2 separate regions of the Homo sapiens genome follow, and region 1 is linked to region 2. The links are chromatin loops, found by intact Hi-C in ENCODE. Cell type or tissue: OCI-LY7. All regions are shown on one strand. Each heading gives the region's core, and the rest is flanking DNA. Links, peaks and the distances in the headings are about the cores only. Region 1 has its middle 12 kb from the start of LINC01863. Region 2 overlaps LINC01484 (long intergenic non-protein coding RNA 1484).

Region 1 (5,310 bases), core at 311-5,310, 100 kb after region 2:
CCACCAATGGGTTCAACATTTCACATGCATTGCTAGTTTCATGCTGAGCACAGCCCTCCGTGGAGGGGGGGCTCTGGATATTTGTTTTACAGATGAGGAGACTGCAGCTCAGAGAGGACAGTTCACTTGTTCATAATATACCTCTTCTGGAACCAGAAACAGAGACCAAGCCCACGGTGAACAGATTCCAGAGTGTGAATTCTTTCATCTTCTGTGTCCCCTGAAGGTTTTATTTGCCATCGTGCTTAGCTGAAAAGAGCTGAGAAAAAGTTAGAGCTAATATTTTGGGAGCATCTCTATCTGCACCTTACTGCTTACCCAGGCATTGCCTTGTTGAATCCTAACAGCAGTCCTGTGAAGTAGGATTATCACCCCCAATTTTCAGGAGCAAACTTGGACGCCTCGCTCAACTTGTCGATTGAATCTCCTAAGTCGATTGAATCTCCTAAGTCCACGAATCTTGAGCGGAGCGGGGATCCAGGCTCAGGTCAGCATCCATGGCCTTCTGCCACATGCACTGTTTTGCTGTTGTGCCTAGGACATTTGCTTCTCCCTGGAGTGCTGAGGTCCCACATAATGAGCAAGATTGAGAGGAAAGGGAAGAAGAAAGGGCCGATACCAAAACCAGCTCAGGGTAGGGGACTGCAATAAAGGGGAAGAAGAGCAGGACATGAAAAGGCTGGTCCCTTCCCCATGGGAACAGGGAATTAGGGGAGAGAGTTTGGTACTATGATCATGACTGTTCTCCCTTCATCAGAATTAGAAGTACCTAGCCCTCCAATTCTAGATCTTCCCAAATTTCAGAACTTTGTTAAAGATGAACATTGTCAGGCTGGGTGCGGTGGCTCATGCCTGTAATCCCAACACTCTGGAAGGCCGAGGCAGGCAGATCACAAGATCAGGAGTTCGAGACCAGCCTGGCCAACATGGTGAAACCCCATCTCGACTAAAAATACAAAAATTAGCTAGGCGTGGTGTCAGGCGCCTGTAATCCCAGCTACTTGGGAGGCTGAGGCAGGAGAATCTCTTGAACCCGAGAGGCAGAGGTTGCAGTGAGCTGAGATCACGCCACTGCACTCCAGCCTGGGCGACAGAGTGAGACTCTGTCTCAAAAAAAAAAAAAAAAAAAAAGATGAACATTGTCTGTGGAGCCTCCCTCCAGCCCATACTGAGCCTGATCTCTGCCAGCATTTAGAGCCTGTGCTTCAATCACTCACAGCGTGTACTGTGGTCTGTCTCAGGTGTCTTGGGGTAGAAAATTCCCATTCGATAGGCGGTCTCCATTGAGATAGGAAGTTGCTAAGAGGGAGGACATTGTCCTACTCATTCCTTTCTTGTTCCTCACAGAACTCAGAAGACTAGTGAAAATAGATATGGGCCCAAATAAATACTTGTATTGTATTGTACTTGTATTGTACAAAAAACTGTTCCCATTTTATACAGAAAAACAGAGGCAATGGCAACTCCTATCAATTAGGTCAGTGGCTCTGGGCTTATCCGATTTTCCTTTAACATCAAATCTCCTGATCACTACTAAATCACAAATCAAAAGCCAAGTAAATCTGGATTGATTTTAAAAGGAGGAGAAGGCAGAGAGAAAGAGAGGGAGGAAGGAGAGAGAAGGAATGAAGAGGAAGATGAGGTGGGAGGAAGGGGAGGAAGAAGAATAGGAGGAGGGAAGAGTTGCGGTGAGGGATGAGGAAGAGAGTGGAGAAGATGAGGACTGGGAGGAGGAGAGGGGAGGAGGAAGATGGGGAAGAGATCGTGAGATGGAAGAGGAAGAAGGAGGAGATAAGGAGGAGGGGGGTAGGAGATGAGGAGGAGGGGGTAGGAGATGAGGAGGAGGGGGGTAGGAGATGAGGAGGAGGGGGTAGGAGATGAGGAGGAGGGGGATAGGAGATGAGGAGGAGGAGGGGGGTAGGAGATGAGGAGGAGAAGGGGGGTAGGATATGAGGAGGAGAAGGGGGGTAGGAGATGAGGAGGAGAAGGGGGGTAGGAGATGAGGAGGAGGAGGGGGGTAGGAGATGAGGAGGAGAAGGGGGGTAGGAGATGAGGAGGAGGAGGGGGGTAGGAGATGAAGGGAGGGAGGAGGGAGGACTTGAGGAGAAAAAGAAGGGGGCAGTGGGGGAGAGGAGGAGAGGAAGGAGAGGAGGATTTTGCTCTGGAATGGGGCACAGCTTAAAACTGAAAGTGGGTACAAAATCGGATTGGAGACAGAAATAGCACTCTTTTCTCCAACATGAATTCTATGTTTCCTAATCTAAAAAGGGATTGTTCTGCCACGCAAACCTCCTCTTCTGTGCCTGCCTCACCATGATGCAGGTATATTGACTTCATCAAATGCGGAAGCCTAACTCGCTGTAGAATGAACTACATCAGAAACTCTGCCAGGTTAATCTTGACAGAAATCTGGCGACAAGGTCAAATCTTGAAGCAAAACAAAACAGACAGCCCAGGAATGTGCAGCCCAGCCATCCCTCACTTGGCACAGTGCAGGCAGTCACTGTGAGGGGCTTCCGGTGTGTGGGTGGGAGTGCTTTACTTCCAGGCAATGCCAAACAAGCAGGGTGCTTATCCTTGGGCCCCCAGTGCCCACCACAGTGCCTGACACAGAAGAAGCTCCACAAACATGTCATCTGTTCTCATTTTTGTGTTTACAAACACAGTAAACAGACCACTACATTTAACAACTTTCGTTATGTCAAGATTCGCCAACGAGTCTCAATACTAGCCAGACAGACTTTCTCCACAACATCGTTTTCATATTGATTTATTTTGGCAGTTATTGTTAATAATGAATTTCATATATGATACAGGCATTCTGGGAATGCATCAGTGCCCTTCAAAATGGTGTTTTATGATTCTGATCTTAGCTGAGCCATTCATCTCTGTACCGTCGGATCCAGTTTGGCCACTCCTGGATCTGGAACATAAGCCCCATGCTTTGTTTCTGTCTTTTCTGTCACTTGTCATGGTTTAGAATTATGTATTTGTAGGTTGATTTGTTCTGTGTCTGTTCACCCCCCTAGAAATACAGATGTCCATGAGGGCCAGAATCATTTCTGCTTTGGGCGCCACAGAGTCCTCCATCTTTAGTATATAACCCTGTGCTGATATAATGTATGGCACATCATAGAAGCTTGACAAACATTTACTGAGTGAATGTATGAGGCTGGATTCAATGCCTCTTAACTTCTTAGCTCCCTTTCAATGGGGAGAATCTCAAGCTCCATAACACAGGGAGCTCTTGGCTGTCTGACCCCAAGGGTGCAGTGCTTTGTGAACTGGCTGGTCATGCTATCACAGTCTTAGGACTCCAGATTCCACCCCTAGGGTGGCTGCAGGGCCTATGGCACAGCTTGGACCAGGGGCATCTTGGCTGAGAGGGTGGACTCAGCCTGGGGGGATGGAGGACCGGCCCACCATGGAGCTCTCCTGATACTGCCCCCATCAGGCCAAGCCTGGGAAGAGCATCTCTGACTCCAGTAGGTCCCTGGCTGCTATAGCAGCATGTGCTCCATGCCAGGGCAGGTGTGTGGGGAGCAGCAGGGGGTCTACTCCTCCATGCAGGGGTAACCCTGAGGTTGGGGGAGACATGCACTTCTGAGAAGGTGGGCCACACATAATAATGCTGAGTTAGGTATTGCTGCATCACTGTTCTGCAAGACCTGCCCTGTCATGCAGAGTTGCAGCATGTGCAAGGCAAAGAGGGGGCCAGATCCAGCCTCCAAGGAGAGGTTGGTGAGAGCCAGTGACACCCAGCACACATTCTGGGCTCCAGCCCCAATCCTCCAGGCCGACTTCCTGCTTTTCCTGTTCCCAACACTGTGAAATAACCTCTCCAGTGGCTCCCCAGAATTCTTAGAATGCAACCTGAACTCCCGCAAGGCCTCCCCCTGCAGCCATCCTCGTCCCCGCTGCCCCTCGGTCAGGCCAGGCTTGTTCCCATCTCCAAGCCTTTGCTATTGTTCCCTACCTTGGGACCCTCTTCCTGCCTTGTAGGTCTAAGTGTACCCAGCTCCTTCTTGTTATTTAGGTCTTAGCTCAAATGTCACCTCCCAAGAGAGGCCTCCTCTGATCATCAACTTATCTGCACCCAAAATGATTTTGATCTTGATTTTGCATGTTTGCTTTTTTGTTTGTTGCTTGCTTGCTGGCTAAGCTCCAAGTACTGAAACTGTGCTACCTTTTACTTACTCTTCTTGCCCTACCCCCTAGCACAGGGTAGCACGTGGAAGGCATTAGATAAGTATTTGTATGAATGAGTGAGTGAGTGAAGGCTCAGTTAAATAGCGAGGGCCAACACAGCTTCCCAGGGTCCATTCAATACCAGGCCTGTCCAGCAATGAGACTAATTCCAAGATGCATGGGGACTGAGCATTGACTATATGACAAGCACTTTACATGTAAGACTTTATTTAATCTGCCAGCCCCCCCAGTGAGCTACCACCACGGGGAATCCCATTTTACAGATAACTCACTCAAGGTCTCTTGGCTAAGACATCACAGAGCTGGGACTCCAACCTCATTCCGCCTGTCCCTGGAGACTGAGCGAGGGCTCAAATGCCTCTCTCTCCTGCGACCCCTGCACATCACAAGATCCATCTGTAAGTCCATGCCCGAACAGGGCAAAGGCAGGAAAAAGGGCTCCCTGAATGCAGCTGGTCCTATCCCTTTGTCCAACAGGTATCTGCCAGCCCCTTGCTCTGTGTGGGTCCCGAGGCCAAGGGCTGGAACACAGACAGCAACAAGGCTGAGCCTTACCCTCCTGAGCTCAGGGACCCATATCACATTGAGCCACACTGCAGTGGTCTTCTAGAACATTTTTCCTTAATTAAGGGCAATTAAAATTCCTTGGGTTTTGAGGATTTCTTAAAATTCCTTGGGGGCGTGGACGATGTCTGAATTCAGGGGAGACACATGAGATGGGGGGAGGAAAGCCAGCTGGCTAGGTAGACTGGCCTCCCAGGGCTTGCCCCAGTTTGAAGTCACTTCCTCTCCCAAATTCCAACTCTCCAGCTTTCCGGCCCCTAGCTCTGAACCCAGGCTGAGGGCCAGAGGGCACTGGTGTGGGGAAATGTGCCTGCTCAGCATTTTGTAGCAGGTCTGGGAGTAAAGGCATCAGGGCTTCTGCTGAGACACTGGAATTTTTCAGTTTAAAGCCCGAAGTTCACTCTTTCTTTCTCTCTCCCTTTCATTCATTCATTCCTGGCAAACTGCGCATTCTCTCCTCCTCCCACTGCGAATCCCATTGTCATTCCAGCAGCATTTCAACCCACTGCAGGCGAAGTGGAGGCTCTCTCTCTTCCA
Region 2 (5,341 bases), core at 1-5,000:
ATCTGCAGTGCAGTGGCCTGGCAGCCTAGCAGAAGACGCTGCAGAGTTCTCTTTCTGGATCCCTTCCTTGCCCTCCCTGCCGGGACTAAGTCTGTGTTCTGTCACCTGCCTCTCCATCCATCCATGTCCTGCAGGTCTTGTCTCAGCTGACCCCAAGTGAAAGAGGGTCACAGGAAGAACAGACATCACCTCATTTCCAAGGATGGCTCTGTGCACGGAGATGAGGTCTCGCCAGCAAATAAAGGGGCCTCTGCAGAGGCAGAAGAGCCAGGGGTGCTGACAGGCACATTCTCCAAAGCCAAGCGACAGTCTAATTACAGGCCGGCTCTGTAATGAGAAGCGCAGGCTGGTTGGGGCAATCCGGCACGGCTCATGGCTCACGGCTCTGAGGCAAAGAGGGGCAGTCAGCATCCAGGCCGGCAGGAGGGCCCTGGGGAGAGACCACCAGCTCAGCTGTCTCCAGACCACACACGTGCTGACTCTGGAGAGGGTGAAGGGGAGATGAGAGAGAACCAGGCTGAATACTGGTCGTGGACCAGGTGCTAAGCTGGGACTTTTACCTCCATCTCTCATGTAATCCCCCAACAGCCAGGAGAAACAGGTGTAATTTGCTGTTTCGTAGAGGAGAAAATGGAGGCTCCCAGAAGTGAAGCAAATTTCTCAAAGCTCATGCACCTGAGAATGGTGACGTGGGCTTCCGACTAAGGTGTGAGGGAAACTAAAAGCCTGTTTTCTTCCCGGGGGAAATAAAGGAAGAGGCGGTTCCATTCTGGAGCTGAGAGAGACCATGAGGAACAGGAAGAAACAGGCTTGGCTGTGGCCCAACCAGGTGCGCGCCCCCACCACCAAAAAAAATATGTGAGTGAGACAGGAACGTGAGGCATCATTTTGGATATTAAAGCACAGAGTGACATCAGAAACCTGAGTAACCTGGGAACATCAGGGGTACAAATTTGGGCTCCTGACTTTACCTTTCTTTCTTTGCGCACCTTTGCGTTTCTTTGGGGTATAAATCCCTAGGGAAGTGAACCGCCTCTAGGCCCCCATGCCAGGCTATGTCTCAGATCACCTCCCTCTGACAATCCTCGGAAAACTTCTCCCCCACACACCTGCCTCCCCAGAACATCCAGGTGGTTCTTTGGGAAGAGAGCCATGCTTTTTCAGCTGGGCCTCGGGTCCTTATTTGGAAGGGATTGCGGTGGGCAGGGGCTTGGATGCAGCTGTGTGGGCCGAGGAGCTATGACAAAAGTCCTTGAGCAACTGCTGGGGCCCTCATGGCACAGAAAAAGCTGCCACCACAGCAGGGTAAGCATTCTCAGCCCCTCTCAGCGTCACCTGCTTCTCTTCTGATTCACCTCGGGGCCTGCCCGGGTGTGTGGATGCAGCTGCCTCTTCCGCGCTCATGTCACGACCTCCACTCCAAGCTCTGGCTGGAATCTGGGTCTCCCCACCCTGTGGGACCCCTCGTATCATGTTTTGGCCGTGCTTGGGAACTCAGGAGGGGGTTTCCTGCTTGCAAAATGCCCACGCATAACAGGACAGCCCTGTGTCTGATACAGCTGAGCAAAGTCTGGGACACGACAGAACAGGTGTCACATCCTGGCTTTGCCACCAGAGCCTCAGTTTATGTAAATTGGGGAAGATCTCCACCCTCACACTTGTTCACAGCAGAGCTGTGGAGCCGTGTAAGACCTCAGGCCCTGCCGTGATGCTTCTTCCCTCCCAAGCCCGGCTCCGGCGCCTGCCAGCAGTGCCGCCTTGGCACCACCTTCTTGGCCCTCGCCAAGCCTCAGCTTCCTCATTTATGAAGTGGGCATAGTGGTCCTATCTATTTCACAGGATGCTGGTAAAGATCAAACGAGCTGATCCAAGTGTCCCCTGAAGTGCTACACCAGCCATTTAGCAACCTCGCCATGCGCCACCTGCATGCAGCCTGGAGTGGCAAAGGCCCTGAAGACGCTGAAGCTGTTGACCTTTTCCTCTTTTTCAGGAACATGGTCCCTGGGAGTCATTTTCTTTCATCATCCACAAATAAGAAAAGACGTTGTTACATTAGCTCCAAGATAGCTCTTTCCACAATGGGAAATTTCTGCTGACAGTCACTAAGGAAACACAGGCCCACCGGGTGGGGCTCTCGGCCAGCATCTTGAAGGCGGGTACAGGAAGCAACTCACTAGTGACTTTGAGTGTCACCTAGCAGGTCACCACTGCCTCAGGAGTGGCTGGCAAGGGCAGCGCAGGCCTCCACCTCCACGGAGGGGGCTCCATCCATTGTACCAGCAGGTTGGCTGCAGGATGGCACCCCTGGGAAAACAGGGTAGTCTTGAGGGCCAGGAGAAGGTTGGCATTAGAGGAGACTGGGATGGGCCCCAGATATTTTGTTCTCAGAGGCTCCGACTCCATCTGGTCAGCTCCATGGCCACTCTTGCCTCACTGTGGAGGCAGAAGCAGCTGGCATTGCCATGGTAACCAGGCAGCACCAACTTCCAACTCACCTCTGAATTTTCTATGACAACGAACATGTTTGCAAAGTGAGAGCCATGAGCAGAAAATTATGCCAGGGAGCTGTGGGGAGCTGATAAGGAAGGGTGGTCAAATTTCCTACCTCCTTGATTAACGAAGAATGCAGAAAAAAGGCACAGGACTACCCCAAATTCAGGCCTGAAAGAAACGTTAGCTACACTTCCCCGTGTTGGGTTAGAGAGTACAGTAACTACTGTTCCCTTTACACATAAATGCTATAAGCAACTGTGACCTCTCAGGCTCTGGTGCAGATGCTGGGACGAGGAGCTAAGGAGATGAAAAGACAGACGGGACCTGGTTATCAGTGAGATGAAAGTCCCTGGAACCCAGATCGGAGAGGGCTTCATGGGAAGGAGGGCTTCACAGATTTAAAAAATTCAGGCTGGGCGCAGTGGCTCACGCCTGTAATCCCAGCACTTTGGGAAGCCGAGGTGGGTGGATCACCTGAGGTCAGGAGTTTGAGACCAGCCTGGCCAACATGCTGAAACCCCAGTCTACGAAAAATACAAAAATTAGCTGGGTGTGGTGGTGCGTGCCTGTAATCCCAGCTACTCTGGAGGCAGAGGTTGCAGTAAGCCAAGATTGCACCACTGCACTCCAACCTGGGCAACAAGAGGGAAACTCCATCTCAAAAAAAAAAGAAAAGAAAAGAAAAGAAAATTCAGATTCCCAGAAGATGCAAAGGGCATTCCCTATGTGCCTGGCAACAGGAAGGTAATTCCACATCTATCCCACACCCATCTCATGATGGGCCTGGTCTCTCCTCACCACTGTAGAGTCAGCCACATAATTATTTTAACATCTCTAGTATCCACATTAATAAAAGTAGGCAGAAACAGGTACAATGAACTTTAATCATACATTTTATTTCATATAATGCATTCAAAATATTATTTCAACATGGAATCAATATAAAAGTGATTGCTGTGATTTTTTTCTTTTTTGAGACATGGTCTTACTCAGTCACCTAGGCTAGAGTGCAGTGGTGCGATCTCAGCTTACTGTAGCCTCTACATGAGGATCAGGTGATCCTCCCACCTCAGCCTCCTGAGTAGCTAAGACCATAGGTGCCTGCCACCACACCCAGTTAATTTTTGTATTTTTTGTAGAGACAGGGTTTCAACATATTGCCCAGGCTGGTCTCAAACTCCTGGGCTCAAGCGATCCAACAGCCTTAGCCTCCCAAAGTGCTGGGATTACAGGTGTGAGCCACCACGCCCGGCCTACTGTGATGTTTTATGTTCCTTTTCCTTTCTAAGTCTCAGAAATCTGCTGTGTCTTTTACCTTGATAGCACCTCTCAAAATGGACTTGCACATTTCAAGTGCTCCATGGCCACATGTGGCCAGTGGCTACCATACTAGATGTTGTGGTTCTGGATGCTGAAGGTGGAGGTGTGGCTACGTGATATACTTTGCCTTGGGTTGGAGAGCTTGTCCACTTCAGAGCTGAGAATCCAAGCCAGGACTGTGCCATGGGAAGGGGTCCAAGCAGCAGGTGTGGTCCTGGGAACAGGGAATCTGCTGCAACAGCTCTGCTCAACCTCTGCGGACATTTTGGGCCAGGTCATTCTTTGTTGTGGGCGGCTGTCCTGTGCATTGTAGAATGTTTACAGCATCCTCAGTCCCTGCGCACTAAAGGCCATTAGCAGTCCCTGAATTGTGACAGCCAAAAATGTCCCCAGACGTTGCCAATCTGCACTGCAGATTCTGGAGTTGCCAGGCCCCATAATTGCGTGAGCCGATTCCTTAAGGCAAATCTCTTTCGAATACATGCACCCCCTATCAGCTCTATTTCTCTGGAGAGCCCTGATTAATACAACAGATTTTCATTAGCTACTTTTTGAAGAAGTAGGAGAAAGATAAGTTAGGTTTTCTGTAAGTGCCAGGAAGAAACACAGTGTTTAAAGAAGGAAAGTCACAAGCGGAAACAGCATTTGGTAAGGAATCATCTCATGATCAGATACTGGAGATGCTGGAATGCCGGCCAGGGTGGGAGACAGCTTTAAGTAAGACCAGGTTGAGGCATGGAGTGGGCCGGGGCAGGTCCCAGCTGGACTGGGTGAGGTGACGGGCCTGTGGGGAGCTGAAGGTCTGAATGTTAGTGCAGTGGTAGCTAGGACCAGCTGGACTTGACTGCAGATGTGTGGGAGGGCAGGAGATGGAAGCAGAGTCAGTCAGCTCAGCAGCTAGGCTGGGCCCTGGGGAATATGAGCAGGAGCAGGTGACAGGAGAGATGAGAAGGTTCTGACAAACAATGATCAATTCTTAATGGGGACCCTGCTTGATTGTACTTAGTTGCTGGGCACCTGAGCAAGAATAGGCCGGGTGCACTGAGGAACGTGGCACCTGAAATAAAGCAGGCCGGTGGCGGGGGCGGAGGGTCCCGGAAGCTCTGAGGCAGATGAGCTCTCCGAGGAGAAGAGCAGAGAGGCCTGCGCTGGATGCCTGGGGCACCGCCCCTGGGAAGCAAAGGATAAGAAGCCAGTGAGGGAAAAGAAGAGGCTTGACCGGCAGTGCCAGGAAGGCCCCACCAAGCAGCAGAGGCTCTTCCTTGAGACCCTTCCTCTGCTCAGGAGCCTACGGGGTGCAGTAAACTGAGTCTGGGCTCCCGCGTACCCCACCATGTGACCATGTGACCTTGGTTGATCGCCTCCCTAAGCTGCAGCTTTTCATCTGCAACTTGTAGGTAGTAATTGCCACCCCGCAGTTACTGCAAAGATCGGATGAGGTTATAATTGCTAACCCTGAGGCACTTAATAGGTGCTTAATAAACCTCTTGGCCTGTTGGTAGCTGTCTGGTCATAGCAGGTGTCCCAT

Evidence for each region. Hi-C counts contacts between places; a loop is a spot of excess contacts. Peaks named below come from ENCODE experiments on the same cell type or tissue, not always from the same donor. Only the 100,000 strongest peaks of a DNase experiment are listed, where the experiment ranks them.
Region 1: it touches region 2 in a loop (5-fold over the local background); 2 of 110 quality-filtered maps call a loop at or near these places.

The regions. Positions count from the first base shown.
Region 1 is chr5:173,628,034-173,633,343 of GRCh38, reverse strand. No RefSeq gene overlaps it. Among named protein-coding and RNA genes, the nearest start is that of LINC01863, 12 kb to the left of the region's middle. RefSeq lists enhancers at 1-413, 4,262-5,083. In OCI-LY7, for the core only: CTCF peaks have their summits at 3,207 and 3,428 (motif pointing left); a DNase peak (open chromatin) is centred at 3,473.
Region 2 is chr5:173,730,392-173,735,732 of GRCh38, reverse strand. The region is part of intron 1 of LINC01484 (long intergenic non-protein coding RNA 1484); the gene reads left to right. Among named protein-coding and RNA genes, the nearest start is that of LINC01484, 13 kb to the left of the region's middle. RefSeq lists a silencer at 1,195-1,254 and an enhancer at 1,685-1,794. In OCI-LY7, for the core only: CTCF peaks have their summits at 1,790 and 1,995; DNase peaks (open chromatin) are centred at 482, 1,352, 1,612, 2,142 and 1 weaker place; H3K4me3 peaks cover 2,590 bases; H3K27ac peaks cover 3,031 bases.